2 separate regions of the Mus musculus genome follow, and region 2 is linked to region 1. Evidence: chromatin contacts called from ENCODE Hi-C or POLR2A ChIA-PET data. All regions are on one chromosome and are shown on one strand. Each heading gives the region's core, a stretch centred on a gene start or an enhancer-like site at or near the end of the contact. The rest is flanking DNA. Distances are from core to core; before and after follow the strand shown. Region 1 overlaps Tgfbr3 (transforming growth factor, beta receptor III). Region 2 overlaps Tgfbr3 (transforming growth factor, beta receptor III).

The links. A loop is a pair of places that touch in the nucleus more often than their neighbours do. ChIA-PET counts read pairs that join two places held with the same protein, here RNA polymerase II (POLR2A).
Region 2: a loop to region 1 is called in a map of Patski, with 2.0 times the contacts of the local background. The contact joins two enhancer-like sites. A Hi-C loop is called at or near these places in 1 of 37 maps with a recorded cell type or tissue (Patski). POLR2A ChIA-PET finds 5 or more read pairs at or near these places in 2 of 5 experiments (Patski and embryonic stem cell).

Annotation. Positions count from the first base shown.
Region 1 is chr5:107,165,381-107,169,084 of GRCm38, reverse strand. The region is part of intron 4 of Tgfbr3 (transforming growth factor, beta receptor III); the gene reads left to right. Among named protein-coding and RNA genes, the nearest start is that of Gm42146, 73 kb to the right of the region's middle. Within about 2 kb of position 2,269, at least 1 of the 3 ENCODE cell types and tissues checked has a DNase peak (open chromatin) inside an H3K27ac peak, as active enhancers do.
Region 2 is chr5:107,266,663-107,270,526 of GRCm38, reverse strand. All of the region lies in intron 1 of Tgfbr3 (transforming growth factor, beta receptor III), which reads left to right. Among named protein-coding and RNA genes, the nearest start is that of Tgfbr3, 21 kb to the left of the region's middle. Within about 2 kb of position 2,191, at least 1 of the 3 ENCODE cell types and tissues checked has a DNase peak (open chromatin) inside an H3K27ac peak, as active enhancers do.

The DNA.
Region 1 (3,704 bases), core at 1,020-3,519:
GCCTAAGACTAGGAAAGTCTCCGGGAAGAAGCGGCTGCTTCCAGTGTTATACTCTATGGGTTTCTGTCCTGTGATTTCTTTTTTCCCAGCCATTTTATCATTAAATCAGGAAAGAAATGTGGATATCTTTGGCAGCCAGATGGGGATAGGACAGGGCAGATGTTGGTCTCACAGCACAGTGACCAGGGTTTGACATATAAAAATGCAGGTTTCTAGTTCAAGTTGAGTTTCAGATAAATAAATTTGCTTAAGTATGCCTGTGCAATATTTTAGACATAATTACACTAACAAAATCCATACATTCTTTAGCTACAGTTCAAGTTTAATTTGGTGTCCTGTATTTTTTTCTGGTAACCCAGGTTTTTGTTTTTGGCTTAATCTCCCCAGCATGGGTTCTAGTTCTGGCTCCAGCACTAAGGAGTTGTGCATCAGGGCGCATGGTTGTGCTACCCCGGGCTCAGTTCCCCCATCACAGATAAAGACTTTGGATTATTTGGATTAAGCTGATCTTCCGAGTTCCCTCAAGTTTTTTTTTTTTTTTTTTTTTAACTCTTATGCTTTGATAATGCGGCTGCTAGATAACTATATCCTAATTTAATTGGAAACAGAAGATAGCAATATGAACCCTGCCCTCCTCAGCAAATCTGAGTAAATACCAAGGCATGGCAGTTGGAATAAGTGAGGAAAACCGAACTTTATTCTTTGGCTTTGGCTTAAAAACAAATCAAAACTTAATCCTAATGAAAAATGTAAATTAATACCAGGAACACACTGAATATTTAAAAAACAGCTCTGCGTGTCCAAAGAAGGGGGAAGGGTGACTGAAAAATCCTTATTGCCAAAATCTGGCTTACTCCTTTTCCTTAAACTGGAGGGGGCGGGGAGGCCAAGTATTTTGGACCTCTGCCACCAAACCACAGGCAGTTCTCTGATTTGCACTGCATTTTGGATGCCTGACAAGACTCGGTGAAAACAAGTGCTATTTGTTTTCCTGTGCCTAGTATTTAACTGGAAATCAAAAGGCTAAATTTCCAATCAGTTGTTAAGCAGCCCCAGATGTGAGCTCAGGGCCGCACTGGGGGGAGTCAGCCTAATAAGGCGCATGCGCCACCTAACAGGACACATGCGCAGCTGTTACCTTTCCAAGCCAAGCAATGTGTAACCGAGGGTTAGTGTGTCCAAAAATGCTCTGGGAATAACTCAGTCAAGCTTGCATGTGGAGGAGGGAACTTAAAAATAAACAAATTGAAAAAACTCCTGGGTTCTATGGTTTTGCATTAAAAAACAAAATCTTTCTAACATCCTTTGGCAGCTCTGCCCCATACTTGAGAGCCCACAAAGTTAGCAAACCTTCTATGATGTCCTTCGTATGAACTGTTCACCGATTCAGCATCCGTTTTTTCTGCCCGAGTGCTTGAGGAAAATGACCCAGGGATTGACAGGGAAGGGTGAGTCACCTACGTTCAGAGAGCTTTCTACCGCTCGCTCGCAGAGCTAGCTAGAAAATTGGGAGTTGAGGTTCAGTGTAAAAATGTACCGTTGTTTAGATCCCAGAAGTTGGAGAAAATGAGACTTGCCCTCTTGCCTGTGCAGACGAGGTAGCAGCTTCCGGGAGGTGGACTCTGAGGAGCATGTAGGCAGATGGCTTAGGGAACTGTAAACAAACGGAGCTTCCCACCAGGCTAGAGGTGTCACCCCTGTGTCCTAGGGACCTGACTGCACCATTCAGTGAAGTCTTTCCCCAAATAAATTCTCTCTTGAAGGCAGATTAAATAAACACTTCCAGATTCGTGGTGGTTCTTTTCAGTATCTCTGGCCGAATGACTCACTGTGTCCCGAGGAGATTCCAAGTGGTTGTGTACCATGCGTTTCTTCTCAAGAGGCCGCTTATCTGTTGGTTTTGTGGCTTGTCCCTCAGAGATGTAATTATATGGGGATTGAGCCTTTCAGGAGCTGGGGTCAGTCAACTACCATATTTCCTAGAATTGAGTTTCTGCCCCTTTGTGGTAAGAGAGCCTCTCCTAAATGTCACTGTGGCACTTAGAACGTTGGAGAGAGTCCAGTTTCAGCTGGTAAACCTGGTCCAGAGAGGGCTTGTAGAAGCTTTTGTCCTGACAGGTTGGGGAGGGTGGTGACTGCAGCGTAGATGAGTGGCCCAGAGCCCTGGTTTGCCCTCTTGTAGTTTCCTAAGCGAGACATCCTGTCCAGGAGGACTCACCCAGTGTGGACTTTTCCTGGCTCTACTTGGTGTGTTGTGTCATGTCTGTGTGTAGGCACGGCCCCAGCCCTGTGAAGGCCTCGCTTTCATTCAACAAATTGAGGTTAAACAAACTTGAGTACACTGAACAGAAGATTGGTTTTCCTTGCATAGTCCAAGGAGGTTCTTTAGAGCTCTGGAATAAAGCTAATCTGGTGACGTAATGCATCTGCCCTTCCCAGGCACCGGCATTGATGTCAAAGGTTAATCTCTGGGGCTGTGGGTAACATAGTGGACAACCTCCGGAGAGCTATTTGGTAAGAAAAAATGAGTGTTTTGTTAAGGGAAGTTACAGAATGTTTTATTTTCATATAATGAGAGGAGAGGAAAAACTCTCCCAGGAGGCTCTGGGATGCTGATGTGAAACTTTTAGGCTGTGCCTGGGTGCAGATGGTGATGTTGTGGGACAGCTCCCAAAGCTACCTCACAACCCGTTTCAGGGAATGGCTGCAGCATGGCTCAGCTCCTTTCTGGGTACACACAAACTGTCCACTTTGCTTGAGACAATGTAGGTTTTGCATCTCCGATCCTTGTCATCTAGTTTTCTGGCTTAGAAATCATCTTATCGTGGGATAGAATCTGTATCTTAATCTCTGCTTTTGCCATTACTCCTGGGTGGTTTGGAGTCCCTGGTGCAGATCAGGGTTAGGGTTAGGGTTAGGGTTAGGGTTAGGGTTATGAACTGTGAGTGATCCCGTGGTGGACGTGGTCAGCAGGGTACCCTTTGGATTGTGAGTGATAGCCCAAGCCGGAGCTCATGCACCTGCCACCTACAGCCCACAGAAATGATAGCTCACTTGCTATCTCTTGCCCCTTTATCTTTATCTTTTGAGAAAGGTTGGCATTGCTTTGATCTGTGAACACAGGCAGAAGAAATCCCTTTCTAGACGTTTGCATAAGAAGGCTCAGCTTCTGCTCCACTGAGCAACAAACTGTGGGTGATGAACGTTAAGGTCTGTCTTGAAGCCCTCATGATGTGTTTGGAGGCCATGCATGCATGAGTGTAGTTAATAAAAATGAAAGAGTGTGTATCGGGGGCTGGATGCTTCAAAGTACTTACATACATTACTCCGTTTGTAATCTCTGTAACAAGTCTGTTATGTAGGTGCCATTGCTATTATTATCATAAAACTATTTGGCTGTATGATGCAGTTCTTAAAGATAAATTTCACGTAGGTATCATTTATCATTACTTTAGATGAGGAAATGAGACAGGGAGGTTGACAAGTGTGTGGACCAACTGTTGCTGGATGGTGGTTATAACACATAAAGGGGCAGGAAATTGACTGAGTATGTGCAACAGCACTCCCCCGAATACTGAACTGGGGGCCTTGTTGGGGAAAGCTACGCTGCCGGACCTGAAGGCAAAACAATGCTGTCATTGGTAACTCCCTTGTCTAGCATGGGGCCACAAATGGCTATCCCAAGATTAGGGCCTCAGAATGGA
Region 2 (3,864 bases), core at 942-3,441, 100 kb before region 1:
CACATGTGTGCCACAATATGCCATGTCATTTCTCTGGTCCGAAATAATAGTTGTTTTGAAATAACCTTTATACATATTCATATAACATTCTTTGGTCGTAGTCACTCTCTAGCTAGCTGACTTTAAACAGTTATTTATTATATGTCAAGCTTTCAAGTATGTAAAGACTGCCTTTCTTTTCTTTTTTTTCTTTTTTTTCTTTTTTTTTGGTTTTTCGAGACAGGGTTTCTCTGTGTAACCCTGGCTGTCCTGGAACTCACTTTGTAGACCAGGCTGGCCTCGAACTCAGAAATCCGCCTGCCTCTGCCTCCCAAGTGCTGGGATTAAAGGCGTGTGCCACCACACCCGGCTTAAGACTGCCTTTCTTAACTGAGTAACTGAACAGTTACAAGTTAATTGTGAATTATGTCTCACTTTGAAAGGTGTCCTGTACTTAGCCATCTTAAGAATAGCTAGCACATTTTTTTCTTCCTGGCTACCAGACATCCATTTTGCCACATTTCCCTCTAAAAACAATGTTTTCCCTTCATTAAAACAAACAAACAAAATCTTCCGGGCCATCAAGATGGTCTAACAGTAAATGTGCTTGCTGTGCATAGCCTACACCTGATGACTGAGTTAGATTCTTAAACTGACTCAGAGCTGGAAGAGAAAGGACTTCACAAAGTTGTTTTCTGACATCTGCATGGGCTGCCCAATGCACATGTACACACATGTACATACATGTACATGGTGTCATACATGCCCCCATACACCCACACAAATGTACATAGACACATACATATACATACACAGATACACATACAGACACACACCACACACACAGATTGACAGATGCACACATACCACACACAGACAGAGACACACCACACACACAGAGGAACATACACACATGTACACACACAAATATATATAATATATTATATATAGAGACACATATACAACGATACACACAGACAAACACATACACACCACACACACACAGATGGATAAATATACACACACAAATATACATAGACACACACATATACATATACCAGATACACACACACACACACACACACCACACACACAAATTGACAGATGCTCACACACCACACACGGACAGAGACATACCACACACACACACACACACACACACACACACACACACACACGGAGGGACATACACACATCACACACACAAATATACACACACACACACACACAGATACACAGAGACAGACACACACCACACAGACGGACACACAAACACACACAGATAGACACAAACACGCACACACACACACATTCCTTCCTTAGTCTAGGCTTTTCTAAGTAGCTCCTTTGGAGCGTGGGTCTAGATTCGTGGTGCTGTCAAGGATTTGGTTGAGCAGGCTTTCCTCAGCTAATCCCTGTATTTACCCAAATGCTTTGCTGGTTCTCAGGAATGTGCAGCAGCCAGCTCTGATTAATGGTCTCAGAAGTAAACACAGCATGCTCCGAAATCAACAGACTTAGCAAGCGGCACATTCTTCTTTGTTTTTAACCTGTGAGTGCCCCCCCCCCCCTGTTTTCTTCTGCTAATTTGTGGTGCTAAAGGCTCCCATCCCCAGCAGTGGAGCACACTGCTGTGAAGCTTTGGGTGGCGAGCAAAGAGATCACTCTGCAGTCGCCTCCAGATTGTTCCAGGGTCTCAGTGGTTCTACTTACGCACTCACACAGCTCATGAGCCCAAAGAGATTTCATGATGTCAAGGCGGGTCAGCAGCTAAGTGACTATGACAGAACCTCACCTGAAAGAGGAGTTGGTGTTTTCTGGTTTTATTTCAGAGGTACACAATTATGGAGGCCTGGCTCCACCCAGCATTCAGCTGAGGGGCTGGATTCCTGAGTCATGCCACAGCTCTGGTCTGTAGTCTTGGCTGGACATCAGCCAGGTGGGACCCCTGGGATTCCCTTCCTGTCCTCCCAGGCCCTAGAACTCTGTCAGCACACTGGGGAGATTAGACAAAAAAAAAAAAAAAAAAACCCTCGCAGTTTGCTTTCTTTTCGAACACGTTCTCATAAAGAGGGGCTTCAGCTCAAAGAAGCTCCTTCTTTGTTCACCACAGCTGTGTGGAGTCTCAACTTGTCCTGCACTTCCTCGGAGATGTCTCGAGATCCGGAGTGAACTTGCTGTGGTTGCCTTTGGGCATCAAACTGTTTAGCTTGGCTCGATTATATAATAATTATATAATTGCCCAATATTCTTGTCAGCAATTTGCAGGCCGTATTTTTAATAGGGCCATTTGCCTTTCTTTCCATGGTTCCTTCAGGACTGGTGTAAGCTCCTGGATTATTGCAGCGCAGCCCCACAGGCCCTGCACAGATGTGAGCAGAGGTGACGCGCGCCCTGGGCTGCCTGTGGTTATTTGCTCCATAAAAATCCTCCTGTAAACCATCTTCTCAGTGCTCCTTATGGGTCTTTGCTTTAGTAAGATTTCTGTTGGTGTTCGTTGAAATGGTATATTCTTTCAGGGAGATTTCTCTTTATTAACCCGTTTAGGAAATCTAATTTTTGAAGAAAAAAACCTGGAAACAAACTCTCCAGCTTATTAACCCATTTAGGAAATCTAATTTTTGAAGAGGAAAAACGGGAGACAAACTCTCAGTGTTGTTGTCGAGTTCTTAAGCAAACAGACATTTCCATTTATCTGATGGTGAGAGAAAGGCGAGGCTTCCAGGGGTTAGCTGAAGTAAATTTCGTGGCTTTCAAATAAGTTTTCTAACTTGTCAGCATTGCTGGTAACTTTGTTCTCCCTTGACCTTGACTTCTTTCTCCCTGTGGCAATACACAAAACTTGTTGGGCAGGAGCTAAGAATTACATGAATGACCGACCACACTCCGATCTTTTCAGTTATCAGCAAGAAGACCTCAAAGAGAATGGGGTAGTGATCAAAATAGCTGATATTTTTTGATTGATAGCGTATTATATGTGTGGCACCTTATAAACCTGGGTGCGCGCTCTCTCTCTCTCTCTCTCTCTGTGCCTCTCTCTGTCTCTGTCTCTCTTTCTCCCTCTGCATCTCTGTCTCTCTCTCTCACACATACATATATATATTTCAACTGTCTCAAACAAAGCAACAACCTCCCCTCCCCCGATACACATATCAGTCACAAATCTCAGCTAGATGACGGCCACACCTTTAATTCCAGAACTCAGGGGTCAGAGGCAGGTGGATCTCTGTGAGTTTGTGGCCAGCCTGTTCTACAGAGTGAGTACAGACCTACCAGGACTACAGTGAGACCTTGCCTCAAACAAACCACACTCACACACAGACCCAGACACACACAGATCCAGACACACAGAGACCCACTACACACACACACACACACACACACACACGTAAAGCAACAGCAATACAACCTTGACAGAGCTCTAGACAGGAACCAGAAATGGTTAGAAAGAGGCTTCTGGATCACATGGCCCAGGACTGAGTTTTTCTGCAATGTGGCAGAGAGGCAGCAAAGCCCTTTCTCCTTTTTAATATTGGTGAAGAGGTGAAGAGTTGAAATATGAGTTTTGTTCTTTCTGTTCTTTTTTTGTTTTTTGTTGTTTTTTGTTTGTTTGTTTGTTTTTTGTTTTTTTCTCTCTGCAGATTGACTCTCAGTGCAATTGAAGTTGATCTTAGTGGTAACCTCGCCATGGTGAGGCTCAGTCTCTAAGAACTATTTCTGCTTGCTGGCTCTTGGAACTGCATGTCCAGTGTCCCTGACTGTGTACATTGTTACTGCTGATATGACAGGTGTCTGCCTGGCGTGTCTGTCACGGTCCTAAAAACTCCACACAGAACCAAAGATCTACTTGAGTGTGTTGGTACATTCCTGTGATGCTAGCCATTC